Linked DNA regions of Homo sapiens: region 1 is linked to region 2. A link is a contact called in ENCODE Hi-C or POLR2A ChIA-PET data. All regions are on one chromosome and are shown on one strand. Each heading gives the region's core, a stretch centred on a gene start or an enhancer-like site at or near the end of the contact. The rest is flanking DNA. Distances are from core to core; before and after follow the strand shown. Region 1 overlaps LINC01500 (long intergenic non-protein coding RNA 1500). Region 2 holds the start of DACT1 (dishevelled binding antagonist of beta catenin 1).

Region 1 (7,625 bases), core at 3,495-5,994, 330 kb before region 2:
GAAGAGGCCATGAGCCAAGGAGTGCAGATGGTTTCTAGAAGTTGGAAAAAAAGCAGGGAAATGCATATTCCCCCTGGAGCTTTGAGAAGAAATGCAATCATGCCAACATCGTGATTTTAGCCCATGAGAAAGTCACTTTGGACTTCTGACCTCCATAACCTTAAGAAAATAAATGCATACTGTTTTAAGACACAAAATCTCTGGTAGTTTATTATAGCAGCAATATAAAACGAAGACACCTAAAACCATCCAGTGTTGTTTTCTTCATTGCTTTGTCTCGTAAGTGTAGAGAACGCCAGAGTTAAGTTGAATGCTGAAGGAAAATTCAACAAAGACTACTGAACAAACACGAGAAAGATGTCACATAGATCCAAATGAAGGCAAGAGAAATAAGGATAATACTATAAGCTTGATGCCATATTAGCCTTGAGCCCTCTTTAGTTAACCGGCAATTCAATTTATTTAAACATTTTAGTGTCTCTGGCAGAGTCATGTTAAATTCACCACAGCCCCCTTGCAAGGCTCTCTTCAGAGAAATCTCTTCCACTTATTTCATGGGATCTGAATATTTTAAGTGCAATAAATTTAAATTTTTATTATTTTAAAAACATATTTAGATGTTATGATAGATTCTTTTGGGAATTATCTTCTAATTTCCTTAATAATTCCCACGTCTTTAATAATTGCTACTTGATCCACAGGACCTAAATTGAATCCTTCCTTCTAGCCAGTGTGAATTGGAACAAGGAAGGGCCAAGAGGAACTCCTGACCCAAGCTAGACTAATTATTTCTCTCGGGAATCTAGAATTTGAACTGCAAGATCCAGGGTCTGGGAACTGGAAGCAGAGTTACTTTAATATCAGAAATCTAGAAAGTTCATAAATTCCACAGCTGAATTTTACATCCTCCTAGCCCTAATTGTTGAACTCCGTCTTAGATTCCATAAGATATTTCATGTGGCAGAATCATGTGTGTAGACAGCAGCAATTCTCACCCCTCTCTGTATCTACACTCTTCCCAGTATGATCTGTAGCTCCTCCCATCAAGTGGTGGAATATATTTACCCACCCCTTGAATCTGAGATGGTCTCCTGACTTACATTTAACAGTAAATACGGTGGAAATGACATACAAGCTCTAAGCCTAGGCCTTAGGAAGCCTTCCGCAGCCTTCCATACTTCTTCAATACCTCCCTCCTCACCTCTCTCTCTCTCTCTCTCCCACCCCCAAACTCACCCACACCCCCTCCCACCCCCCTCCCACCCCCATATCCCATATCTAATGATAGTAAGCTCAGGCTCAGGCTGGCTGGTTGGATGATTAGAGATGTAAGTCAATCTTTCAGTCCTAGCCAAGAGCCAATCATGTGAATGAGGCATTGAGGCTTTCCTAGACCTACTAGCCCCAATTTGACCTACCAGTTGATCAAAAATTTGTGAGCAAATCCAGCCAAGACCAGTTAAGCCTGGCCCAGATCAGTAGACCCATCCATCTGACTCATATATGCATAAGCAATCATATATTCATTGCTTTAAGTCAGAGTTTTGGGTGATCTATCATAAAGCCATATCTAACTAATATATCTTAATTTGTTTGCTTCTTCTTTCATTTAATCGCAAAAACTGTTTGTTAAGTTCCTATGCTAAGAATATGGGATTACTGTGAAATTACCATAAAACAAAGCCCCCATTCTCATAAAACTGAAATTCTAGTAAGAGTTGTGGGGGAGGTGGGGAGACAGGCAACAAACAAATAAAAGAGTAAATATATAGTCTAACAGAAGGAAGATAATAAAATAGGGTTTGGAGAATAGGGAGTGTGGTATCAGGGGAGACCTGAGGGTAGTAAGTGAGTGAGCCATGCGAATATCTGAAGATAAAGCATTCCAGATAGAAGGCATAGAAAGTGCAGAGGCCCTGAGTGAGAAGTGAGCTTGGCATGATTGAGAAAAAGGAAGTATTATGTCTGAGGTAGAGAAGTGAGGCAGAGAGCAGCCAGGAAAGAGATCAGAGCAGTGGCCAAGGACCTGCCACAGGAAGCTTGAGAGTAATGATAAGTACTTTGGATTTTACTCTGAGCAAGACAGTGATACAGGAGCTAAAAAGAAATTATTTAGGCAGATAGTGAGGGTAAGAGAGTCCTCGGCAGAACTTCCCTTTTAATAGACAGCAACCCCAAATATCATTTATTTTCTAACAAAGAGCAGCCTGAAAAATCGAGCTGCAGACATAGATAAGCAAGCTGGAAGCTTGCACGGGAGAATGCTGGCAGCTGTGCCAATAGAAAAGGGCTACCTGGAAGCCAGGTATGTTCAACATGGAGGCTCCATCTACCCTTTTCTTTGTCACCACGTGTATAGTAAAAGAAGCAGGCAACATGGCTGGCCAGGTAGAGAACCCATCTGCATAATAAAAGATTAAGGTGGGACCGCAAGCTTCTTCGCACCCTATGCAAATGGCACACCTGGTCCAACCAATCTTTTGTGCCCTATGTAAATCAGACACCTCCTCAAGCTAGCCTATAAAATCCCATGCATTTCACCATGGAACTGGCAACCCATTTTTTCTCCAGGACCCCTTTCTGCACAGAGAGCTCTTCTTTCTTTCACTTATTAAACTTCCACTCTTAACCTCACTCTGGTGTGTCTGCGTCCTAGTTTTCCATGGCCATGAGACGACGAACCTCAGATATTACCCCAGACAATGACGTCGCTTCAACAGGAAGCAACTGAAGAGGTTTGATCAGAGTTCTTATGTGAATGGAATCACATTTTAGGGTGCTCATTGTGACTATCATATGGATCAACTCTAGATGGACAAGGAGGAGACCCACTGGGAGGCTGCTGCAATAGTCAGGTGGAGATGAAGGTGACTTGCTCCTGTGTGGTAACACTGAGCAAACAGATTCTGGATGCATTTCTGCAGTAGAGACCATGGGGTTTGCTAAAAGTGTGAGTATGGGGTGTGAGTAAATGAGAGAGGCATGGATGGCAACAAGGCTTTGGTTTTAGATAACTGAAGAGACAGAGACACGGGGGGAGAGAGGAGGACTTGGGGAAATTAGGACTTTGGTTTTGGAAATGCCAACTTTGAGAGTGTTTTCAGATAGCCAAAAGGATAACATTAAGTAAATAGCTGTCTATCTGAGTGCGGAATTGCGGACAGAGCACTGAACTGAAGACATACATTTGGGAATCATTTGTGTATAGATGGAATTGACATCCTGAGTCCAGGAGAAATACTCCAGGGAGCATAGTGAGAAAAGAGAAGCCAGTGACCAATCCCTGGGGCCTCCCAGTGATTATTAGGGGACAGGAAGAATGAGAAAAGTGTTGAGAAGAGAGACCAGAAAAGTTTAAGGAGAACTGGAAGCAGTTTCTGCTAATAAATTCTTTCCTATTCTGCTTAACTTCACTGCTAGGGACTGTATTGTGTCCACTCCACTCCCCCAAATTCATATGTTAAAAGCACTATCCCCCAATGTGACTGTATTGGAAATAAGGCGTTTAGGAGGTAATTAAGTTAAATAAGGTCAAAGTAGGGGAGGGAACTAATCTGATAGGATTGGTGTCCTTATAAGAAGAGAAAGAGGGATCAAAGCTCTCTCACTCTCTCTGTGGCTCCTTATGCATTCACCAGGGAGAGGTGCCGTCTACAAGCAGGAGGGGAGGCCTCATCAGAAACCAAACTTGCTGGCACCCCGATCTTGGATTTCCAGCCTCCAGAACTGTCAGAAAATAAATTGCTATTGTTTAAGCCGCCCAATCTGTGGTATTTTGTTAAGGTAGCCCAAGCAGACAAATACACTAGTTTAAAAGCTGTCTTCTGTTACTTATGTAATGGAATAATACACGGAGGTTTTAAACAAAAGTCTTTCTTTCTGATTGTTAACCCAGTTACCCTGTAGTTCTCCACCTGGGGATCAAGGGCATACACAGCTTCATGGGGAGGGCACAACCAAAGACTTCCACTGACTTGCTGAATGATTTTTTATTAAGTCATGGCAGGCATAATAACCTAAAACCAAAGCATTTTTGTTTTGTGACAGCTAAAAGCATGAAAGAGAGGTGGCTTTATTTTGATTTCTAAAAGAGCTTAGTGGAAGACTGGGCCAGAGCCCAGGGCAGAACATGGAGTGTACACACAGCCAACATACAGGAAACATGCAGGCCCAGGATTCACGGCAGCTCCTTCCCCACAGAAGGGAGATAGAATGCCTTCCAGGGCAGGGAGGAGGCTGGAGTGTGAGGGGAGATAAATCAGGAACATTTAGTTGCTCCTGTGAAAGTTTTCAGCCCTGTCTGGCTGCTTCCGCGCCCCTCCCAGGGTTGAAAGCCCTGCTGGAGAAGGGCAGATAAAAACCCCCAGTCAGGCTGGAAAGTCCCTCAGCTAAATAGCTTTGCCCCCATTTGCATCTGGAATGCTGAAAGGGACTGACTCACAATGTTTCTCACACCAGGTCGGAAGAGCTACAGTGGAGTGGACGTGGCCACCTTTGTATTTAGGGAGACAGCGCCTGAGACAGCCGCAGGCCCCTCTGGGTTCTGCCAAACCAGCACACAGCACAGATGAGGTGCAGAACTATCCTCATGTCCCAGTAGGGGATGTAGAAAGTGGCTTATGGTTGAGTGCCTACAGGTCTGCCGAGGAGTCACCAAGGCCAGAGGCAAGGGTCCCTAAACCAGATCTTGGAGTGGAGAGCTCCAAAGCCCCAGCCAGGTGGAGGCCTCTGATCAGTTCCCACGGAACAGCAGTGACTATGAGCCTCAGCAGGAGTCCTGCACGCACTGACCATGTGGGAGAATAGCCCTGAGCTGGAGGAAATTCAGTTATATCTGAGCTATGGTGATACATTTAAAAGTGGTTACACTTTCAATAAAAAGATCCGTACTTCATCTAGATGTCATCATTCTAGTTGTGCATTCTGCTTTGCTTATTAAGCAACTAACCAGACTTTTAATTCTATTGAAAATATTTTGGTCACATTTTGTCACTAATAATATAGGCAGTCTCCAATTGGTGGTTTAAAATGTATTCCTCCATATAAATAGTATTCGTAATAGTTGTTAGTTTCTCAGATGAGCTTGCTGAGTCTATGTAATATAGATTACATAGAAATATACATAAATGTTTACATAAATTAAAATATAATTTAATTACATCCACAATTAAGTTATAATTATAATGTCAATAGTATGAGTCCAGTAGGTGCCACAGTAGTACAGTGAAAAAAGAGTGTTCCAAATCCCCAGCACCACCACCTATTAACAGTGAGTCCTAAGTTCTTTACTTAGCTTTTCTGAGCCTCAGTTTCTTTATGTGTAAAATGGGGATAACTATCTTTTCTTGTAGGATTGTTGTAAGGATTAGTAACAATTTTCATAAGGCACCCATTCTTCAGTGCAACTGATCTTGGCTAGGGATTAAAAAAAACTATCTGATGAAACAAATTAAACTGTGAATAATTCATGTTCCCTTAATCCTCATAGAAGGATTTGCACTTTTAAGAGAAAGATTTTTAGGCCAGGCACAGTGGCTCATGTCTATAATCCTAGCAATTTGGGAGAACCAGGAGGGCAGATCACTTGAGCCTAGGAGTTTGAGACTAGTCTGGGAAATATGGAGAAGCCTCATCTCTGCAAAAAACACACACAAAAAAAATTAACTGGGTGCAGTGGTGTGCCCCTGCAGTTTCAGGTGCTTGGGAGGCTGAGGTGGGAGGATCATTCGGGCCCAGGAGGTTGAGGCTGAAGTGAGCTGAGATTGTGCCACTGCACTCCAGCCTGGATGATAGAGGGAGACCCTGTGAAAGAAAGAAAGAAAAAGAAAGAAAGAAAGAAAGAAAGAAAAAAAGAAAGAAAGAAAGAGAGAGAGAGAGAGAGAGAAAGAAAGGAAGGAAGGAAGGAAGGAAGGAAGGAAGGAAGAAAGGAAGGAAGGAAGGGAAAATAATTTACAAAGAAAAAAGAAAAAATTTTAGTCCAATTAAATATGCAAATAAAAGGATTTTTCAGTAATTTCTTTAAACACAAAGTCAACTAAAATTGAAAGTGGCAGGAGGGAAAATACTTTGAAATGGGATAACCACCATTTAAGCAAGGTGGACCCACCTATGCAAGCTAGCTCAGTATCCTGTCTGTTAGAATGTTTGGAGTGCATATACTAGAAAAACCCTAAAAGGCTTAAACAAAGTAGAACTTAATCTTCCCCACACACATAAAAGAAACCTGAAAGTTAGCAATTTAAGACTAGCATGGTTACTTGACAAAATTGTCAAGGTCCATAGCTCCTTGCCATCCTTCAGTGTTTCTTGTTCTCACAGCCCAATGTGGTTGATAGAGCACCAGCCATCACATCACATCCATGTTCTGGGCAGCATGATGGAAGAAGGGTCAAAGAAACTCTCTAAAAACTTCCTGGAAATCCCACATAATAATTTCATTTGCATTTATTGGCCAAAATGTGGTCACATGACCATATCTAGCTGCAAGGAAGGTTGAGAAATATTCTTTGGCTGAGTTTTAGGATTCTATTATTAAGAATGAAGAGAAGAACAGATGTTAATTTAAGCAACCAGCAGCCTTTGCCACAGCATGATGGAACTAGTAAGTTAGCCCTTACCTCTTTCACTTTCTCCCTTTCATACTCCGCTTTGTGATGTTGGAGGTGGGATGCTGCCCACCACATTTCTGCTTTGCTGGGAGTTCTGGAGGGAGACTAGAAGACCTGAGAAGGAAGGATGCTGCCTTATCCACATCACCAAGCTTTGCTTCTTCACCCTGGCAGCAGCACTTCTTTCCAGGAGAGACAGTTGATCTCAGTTTGCAGCTTGTTCAGCACCCACAGACCAGCCTCATCTTTCCTTGATTCAGTTACATCAGCACCAGGCCAGCCAGCACCCCTGCGGTGGACACAATTGTGTTCTCCCAAAATTCATATGCTGAAGCCCTAACCTAATGTGACTATATTTAGAGATAGAGCTTTTAGGAGGTAATTAAGGTTAAATGAAATCATAAGGGTAGTTCCTTAATTCAATAAGATCGGTGGCTTTGTTATCAGAAAAAAAAGGGTCTTGATCTAGACCCCAAGAGAGGGTTCTTGGATCTCATGCAGGAAGGAATTCAAAGTGAGTTGCAGAGTACAGTGAGGAGAGAGAGCTTATTGAGAGCAAAACATACAATTTACTTATATTACAGAGTAGGGCATCCTCAGAAAGCAAGTGGAGAATGCATTGTCTTCAAGTTTTTCTTATGTTGGGGTCTGATCTATGTAAAGACTAAGCTCTGCCTACATGCGGGGGTGCTGACAGCATGACAAAATTTATTATATTATTGCTTTAAAGAAATCTATCCTTGACATTTTAGTGTGTAAGTCATCAAAACACAACTATAATTATCTTGAAAGCATATATTGTTATGGGTAACTGGGACATCTGGACTTTCTGTTGCTGTAGGATTTTGTCCTAGCAGGCCTTATCAAGCTGCTTGCTTAGCTGCAAACATCTTAGGGCCATGAGTTGGAACTGGCAATGAATGTGTCTTGCTAGTTTTAAGATGGAGTTGATTTTAAAATGGTGTCACTCTGGCTCTGCTAGGTCATGCTTCCCTAACAGTATTATAAGAAGAGGAA
Region 2 (7,650 bases), core at 1,377-3,876:
CTTCGAGAATTCAAGAATATGTCCTATGTTTAATTCCACTTTCTCACATTTTGTGGTGATATAAAGTTTCTTCATAAAAACAAGACTTGTTTTTAGTTTCAACTAATATATACAAACTGACTTTTCATAGATAGGGACAAGAAAAATGGACTGAGACTTTAAATCATCTGGTGTATAACCAGTCTTTTAAAAAACAATACTTCACAGTAGACTCTTTAATTTGAAATGAGAGTAAGAGATTTCCTATAATACACTATAATCTTAGGTGAGATTTTCTGGCCAAATGTCTTGGCCTGCAGAGTTTTGTTTTCTATTAGTTGCTTTGTGGGGTTTAATCAGTCTTAGAGCCTTTGAAAGTGAGAAACTAATACTAATAGCCAGTGCCAAGTATAATGTGAGCTGGCAGAATCCAAAACCCTCATGGGAAGGCCCATCGAGATTTGAACGCCTCTGGGTTTCCAAAGGTGACAGATGGATTGTGCTAACTCACACTGCCACCTAGTGCTTCCTATTGCTGGAAAAACGGGAGAACTCAAAAAGCATCTGGTTCAAATCATGAATGCCAAGTCTACAAATGAAAATAGTACCATAAATACTGACTGGACTGGAATTCTCTTGACATACTGCTTTGCTCCCCTCAAGCGGACAATAGGAATGCGCCACTTACAATCTTGAGATTCATGCAGACAAAAAGGTGCAATTGCACAAAACAATAAAATGTAAAAGTCACCAGCCATAACCAGTGAGAACTGGCTCAAATGAATGTTACATAGGAATCTGGTCTGTGACCGAAGCAGCACAGTAAAATGCCAAAACAGAGATATTACACAAACCACAGTGTACATCCTTACAAAACACATGCATATGAATATCTACGCCTCTTGTCTTTTGACTTAAAAAGCTTGGAGACATAAATTGTATGTTTGTTTGCTACAATTAATTTCTTCAGGAAAAATGAACCTATCAAGTAAAAGCACTTTGGTGCTTAAAAACACACACACACACACAGAGAAAAGAAATGATCTGAAAAGAGATAATAGAAGAAAACACATGACAACTGCACAGCATCACCACTTTATTGTGGGAGGGCCACTACCTGGCATGTGTCTAGTTTAGATAGTATCACTTGGTCAGGTGAGGACGTTTGCTGTTTCCAAAACTACATTTTAAGGTCACTGAAAACAAAGCTGTCGCCATTATTCTGAGGCGGGGTCAAAAGCTGTTCATCAATACATTAAGCTACAAAGTTCTTTTTCTTCCCCATTAATGAAGACTGCATAGAAAGACTGAGACACTGACAGAAACCCAGTAAGATAAATGCTTACCGAGAGCAGGTTCTCTTTTCTCCCACCTCCACCACCAATCACAGCTGGCAGAACGTATAAAATATGAGAGGAGGGGACACAGTCTCCAGCCAAATTTCCATCATTTCCATCTAGTTTGAGCTGCCTTATACAAAGGGCTTCTATTTGAAATTAAGCACCAGCCTGGGTGAAAGCTGGCATGCTGGGGAGAGCTCTCGGAGAGGCACGGCTCCCTACAGGCGCTCCAGTGTAATCGTAAAACTCGGCCCTGGACAGTTAAGCACGCCACAAACCCCCTCCTTGGCTTTTGGCCCCTCTCGGCGGGAGGAGATAAAGTCAAGAAAACCTCCAAATAAAATGGTATTTTAAGTGGGAGTTTGCAAACCGCTGGGGAGAGGGCATATACTCATCTAACTAAGGAGACCGAACGTTAGAACTAGGCGACTCCAAGAATCCCGAAGGCAGAGGAGGAGGGAAGAGCGGCCACCCCCTTCCCGCAATCCGCGCGAGGTCGCCAGACACAAAGCGGGCACACGCCAGAAACGCGTGGGCGTCGGCAGCCCACACGCCGCGGGCACTCAGGAAGGGGATCAGGGAGGTATGGGGCGGTCGGGGGCGTCCCATAACAGCGAGCATCTCCCCAGCCAGAGTCAACCTCGCGCCCGCCCCAGGCCACCTGCCCGACCTCCAGCCCCTGGGCAGGAACAGCCGTGCTCCACCTTCGGGCACGACCTACCAATTGCTTTCTTAGCAGCAAGATGTTCTCCTCCAAGAACTTCTCCTCCAGGCGACTGCGCTGCGCCGCCTCCCCCAGTAGCTCCCCAGCGCGGGGCGCAGCGGCTCCCGCACCCCCGGCGCCGCGCAGGGCGCCCCTGACCAGCAGCTCTTGGCGCTGGCGCAGGTACTCCAGCTCCGCCAGCCCGGCCAGCGTGGCCTCCTGCCGCTCCCGGGTGCGCTGCCGCTCGGTGTCTGCCTCGCCCTTCTCCCGCCAGCGCCCCTCGGGCTCCGCCGTGCGCTGCTCGCCTCGGGCCGGCGCCGGAGGCTCCAGCTCCTTCGCCGTCCCGGCCGGACTCGGCTTCATGGCCCCCAGTCGGGCAGCGAGAGCCGTCACCGCAGCCGGGCCGCCCAGGCGGAGGAGCAGGGCGCTAGGGCTGCGGCCGCGGGTGGGCTCATGCCGCCCTGTGGCGGGGCGCGGCGCTGGCGGGGACGGTGGCTAGAAGCCCTCGAGTCCTGCGCGCGACCGCCGGCTGCTGCTGTCCCGGCCCGGGCAGCGCCGTCCGCTGTCGCCGCGCGTCCCTCGCCGCGGCCCGGCAGCTGATAACGCCCTGCCCGGCGCTACGTCACGCGCGGCGGCCCTGCAAACCCCCGCCTGGCGCCCGCCTCCCCGCGCCGGCCCCTCGGCTGCGACGCTTGCGCCCCCAGGCTTCCCCTCCTCTGTCAGGCGCGCCGCCCGGCCCCCAGAGCCGCCTCCTCCTCGCTCGGCCCTCCCCGCCCCTCCTCGCCCCTCCCCGCCTCCTCCCCCGCTCTCTTCGCGGGCCTCCTCGCCCCCTTTTCGGGTTTACTGCACCCGATTTTGCCCTCGCTCCTCATTGGCTCTTTCTCGTCGCCCAAAGCTCGGGGCGAGCGCCTGGAGCCCCAGCATCCTGTTACAGTCGGCCGCGCAGGCAGGGGCCGCGACGGGACGCGGCAGTTGGGCTCTCCGGAGAACTTTCTGAAACTCGACCAAGTTGCAGCACAGTCTTAACCCTTTCCCCACACGGCCACTCCTCATTTCCACTCACACCGAGTTAGGTTTCTTTCACTTCCCAAGCAAGGTATTGCAAGTGTATTCACAGACACTGTGGGGTTGGTTCCTTAACTCCACTTTGTAAAGGCAAGCAATACAGAGCACAATGCAGTGTTCTAAAACTTAAGTTTTGTTGTCGTTTTAATTTTTTAACGTCGGTCTTACGATGGACGGCATTTAAAATTAGGCAGGAGGATGTCGTTGTATAGCGAGAGGTTGCATCAATTCTTTTACAAGCCTACGATTTGAGTGCGCGCGCGTGCGCGCTTTGGTTTTTGTTTGAGCTTTTATTATTACTTAGTCTGCGTTTACAATAAGAGCTCTGACTCAGAAATCAGACTGTCTGGATTTGTATCCCAGTTTCACCCCTAAATAGCTGTGCGGGCAACTTACTCCCTTCTCTGTGTACGTTCCCCCCACTGTAAAAGGGAGCAGCTGCTATGGGAACCTGCTGTTGAAGAATTATAATAGTATGCAGCATATGCTATATATTGTGGGGGCTGTGCACTTACAACGTGGCTAGCACATAGATAGTAAAGGTGATATGAGTTGTAGCTTTTCTCCAGAGGGATTTATAAGTCTTCCCTCTTGAAGTATCATGTATTGGTCATCTCTGCTTGGAACACACTACTCCAGACCCCTATCCCACTGAAATTTCCGGTGGGATAGGGGTCTGAAAATTCCACTAGCTGGCTTATCTGTGGAAAAGTACCACATATATCTTTAAAAGCAGTACATCCAAGAACCTCGGAAATTCAATCCAGCAAGTCACAATTGCTGAAGTTCAGGCAAAGTGTTGTGTGAAAGAGTGCATCCTATATCATTATTTCAGACACTTGCACTTTTGCCCATCTGCTTACCCGTGCTAGGAATTCCTCTTCTTTCCTCCCCTCTCTGTGTGGTCTAACCACCCTTCCAACCTTTGAGCTCCAGTTAACTATATAAATATCTGATTCTGATCCCATGCTACCTGTATGGTTATTTATCTGGGTGTGCACACGCATATCTATCTACGTAGGTGTTTATGTGTATCTCTTCTCTCCATCTACATTATGAAAGCTTCCTGAAGGCAGGGACTGTTTTAATACCCTCTTAGTATCGCTGTATTCAGCACATTACCTTGCAAGCATTCACCTGACAATTGCTAGAGAGAGACTCGAGAATGTAGATTGGTTGTAAATTGTTTTTTCATTAGCATACTTTTAAACTTAATAGTACCCATTTAATCTCTACTACAAATAGAATTAAGTTGACATTTACCAAAAAACAAAAACAAAAGAACTCCCTTGCCACCTTTCACTTTCCTCCCCATTGCTGCCTCCCACAGACATGAAAGAACTACAAACTTGATTCATAATTAACAAGGTTGTATATTAGCTCTAAAAATGGAATTATGGTCAGGTGTTCATAAGCATACAAAATCGATTCTCTTCAGGTTATCTATTCTTTATGCCTGCTGTTGCCAAACACTACTTTATAATATAGGAACTAATTTTCCTCCCTAATTTTAGTAAGGCACGAAAGGATAGTGACTTATCCTGCTTGCCAAATGCCACTCACCCATGTCCTCTGTCATTGTTTCATTCTGCTCATTTCTAAACAAGCTTCTTGCTTTCCAGCTCTGAATTAGATTCCTCTGACTGGGTGGAGTCTATTATTGTGGCCTGTGTTATGTCACACATCGACAACTATATTTGTATAGTTGAGGGGGAAAAAAAGCTGAAACACATTTTTACACACTACTAATAAATCTTAAGTCAGGCAGACAAGCTCGCTATGTCTCCAAACCTCCCCACCCTCCCAACCCCCCTCCTCACCAAATGCCACTTTGAGCTGGCTCATTAGTCCAAAGCAAGCCATTTGCCGTAACAGCTTGTATATCTCCATGAAAAAGTGTTCTCAGCAAGTTTAAATATTAAAACTAATATATTCAGATGGTTCCGCCAATAAAATGGTCACGAATAGGAAAAAAGGTTATGCTTTCCAAAGTATCCATTACACATTAATAAATAATGCTGTTCATTCACATGCCAATTAAAACAAACTCAGGCTGTCAAATGAAGTTAGAAGCAAGGAGCTCAATGCTGTAATTGTTTTTCCAGGAAAACTCCCAATGTCATCAGATTAAGTGAGACAGGCTGGGTTGCCCCTATTCTCTTTTTAAGCTAGCAGCCAAATTTTCTCCCCTCCAGTCTAGTTGCCTGGATTTTCTTTCCTCTTTGATTCTTTGTTTTTGTTGCAGGTATTCCGGAAGCAGTTGAAAGTGATCGCCTACTGCTCCCTTCTGTTGCCAACGGAATCTCACTTCCCCCTACTGTTTTGATTTTTCTTTCCCTTTCTTTTTAAAGCAGGTGCTGGTACTTCTTCCTCCACTAGTGCTATTTCATTATCTCCTTTCTAATGTTGTTCAGCCCTAGTTGGTTCTTTTGCTTTCCCTGGACACGCCTGTCTGCTCAGAAAAACTGTTAATTGACACTCAGAAAGTGTACCACTAACGATGGGGTGGACCTGCTGCCTGGATGATCTGGAGAGTAAGATAAAGTTGCCAGCATGAAAAAGAGTCTTGGCTGAATATATTACAGTGGTGTTAACTTATGCTTGAAGATCTTTCCTGGGCAGAGCCAGAACATGTCCCTCATATCACACAGTCTGATGCTTTGTCCTTAGGCAGAACAGCTCCTAACAGCACCCCCACCAAAGTCTGAGCATCATTCTACAAATGCCTTGTCCAGCGGTGAACATTCTATTGCAGCCAAGCAAAGTAAGGGGCATCAGTTGCACATTTTGCCATCAAGCAAAGCAACAAAATGATGCCTTGCAGCTTTTATGGCCAAACAAACACAAATGATGTAATTGGGAAAAGCTGTCTCCGAATAGGAGGAAAAGAGTAAAGGGCAATCCTTTGAGCTGGAGAGATGACCACCATTCGAGGGTCTGGGATCAAAGCCCCAGCCAGACATCAAAGCCCATTTGAGTCTAATGCCAAAAAAGCCACAGTGAATTAAACTTCATATATAAACTAATTATAGCTTGACCCCACAATCAGGCTTCAGTGAGCACACAGGGGAAAGAAAGCAGACATTGAAACAAAAGATCAAGAAAAAAGAAGCGTGGTAGCAAAATGGGGCAACATCATGGCCCTGAAAATTTTAAACATCTTTTGAGGGCAGAAGGGAATAGGGGAATAGCAGAAGAAACAGCAAATGTTTGACAATGCTGGTCTTGTTTGAAAGGCTATGAAACAACTCCTTCCATCCTCTCTGGTGCACAACCAAACACTACCAAATAAACCATCCTACATGAAAAGGTTACCTTTTAGCTGTGTTTTAGTGCTGTTAAAGAGGTTTTTGTTGAAGAAGGCCAGGGTGATTCCATGAAGTTTGGTGGTAAGTTTTTCAAGAGGCTCCTGCTTCCTCCTGCAGAGCACTGTGGATTCCAAAGATTCTAGAATGTCTGGAAGTGAGTTGCATTCCCCACCGTCGTAATCACTGATTAAGGTGATTAAGTCTCCACCAGCCTCAGACTTTTGTCCCTTAGCTCTGCCATTTCTACCGGTCATCTTTACAGATGGAAGGTGCAGAGTTCCATGTGTGCAAATACCTAGAGCCACATACTGTGGTACTAATACAATGAAAGGATTTGATTTCAAAGCAAAATTTAAAAGTGTTTCAGAGACAAGTGGCTTTTTTTTTTTTTGAGACACGGTTTTACTCTATCACGCAGGCTGGAGTGCAGTGGCACGATCTCAGATCACTGCAGCCATGACTTCCTGGGTTCAAGTGATCCTCCTTCCTCAGCCTCTCAAGTTGCTAGGACTACAGGCTAATTTTTATATTTTTTGTAGAGATGGGTTTTGCCGTGTTGGCCAGGCTGGTCTTGAACTCCTGAGCTCAGGCAGTGCACCCGCCTTGGCTTCTCAAAATGCTAGGATTACACAAGTGGCTTCTTTAACCAATTGTATTAGGTGGATTTTGCTCTTACTCTGCTTTATTGGGACCATTTCTCCAATTATTTAAAAATTTTAATTTCAGGCCAGGCGTGGTGGCTCATGCCTGTAATCCCAGCACTTTGGGATGCTGAGATGGGCAGATCACTTGAGTCCGGAAGTTCGAGACCAGGCTGGCCAACATGGCAAAACCCCGTCTCTACTTAAAAATACAAAAATTTCCCGGGCGTGGTGGTACGCGCCTGTAATCCCAACTACTGAGGAGGCTGAGGCAGGAGAATCGCTTGAACCCGGGAGGTGGAGGTTGCAGTGAGCCGAGATCGCGCCATTGCACTCCAGCGGCGACAAAGTGAGACTGTCTCAAAAAAAAAAAAAAAAAGATTTAATTTCACAAACTGGCAAACAGTTGCATATATGATTTCATAATTCATAGAATCTTTTCAATCACATTTTTATATACAGACATTAGTACTTTCTTAAAACAACATCTAAATTTATAACCTGAATACTTAATAACTGAAATATTAATTTTTTTTAAAAAGGCATTTTCCTGGGATAAAAACAAATATGTACCATCATAATTACACTGCACCTCTTTGAATATTCACTCACAG

What was found. Hi-C counts contacts between places; a loop is a spot of excess contacts on that map. ChIA-PET counts read pairs that join two places held with the same protein, here RNA polymerase II (POLR2A). Pooled maps may share reads with other maps.
Region 1: a map of heart left ventricle shows a loop between it and region 2 (2.2-fold over the local background). The contact joins the enhancer-like site here to the promoter of DACT1 in region 2. A Hi-C loop is called at or near these places in 2 of 168 maps with a recorded cell type or tissue (both heart left ventricle), 1 of 37 single-sample maps with no recorded cell type and 4 of 50 pooled maps. POLR2A ChIA-PET finds 5 or more read pairs at or near these places in 1 of 52 experiments (WTC11).

The regions. Positions count from the first base shown.
Region 1 is chr14:58,967,195-58,974,819 of GRCh38, reverse strand. All of the region lies in intron 4 of LINC01500 (long intergenic non-protein coding RNA 1500), which reads right to left. Among named protein-coding and RNA genes, the nearest start is that of LINC01500, 140 kb to the right of the region's middle. Within about 2 kb of position 4,744, at least 2 of the 41 ENCODE cell types and tissues checked have a DNase peak (open chromatin) inside an H3K27ac peak, as active enhancers do.
Region 2 is chr14:58,632,938-58,640,587 of GRCh38, reverse strand. DACT1 (dishevelled binding antagonist of beta catenin 1) reads right to left here and starts at 2,626. Exons shown (of 4, transcript NM_001079520.2): 1 at 2,041-2,626. The coding sequence starts at 2,385. RefSeq lists a silencer at 2,126-2,835.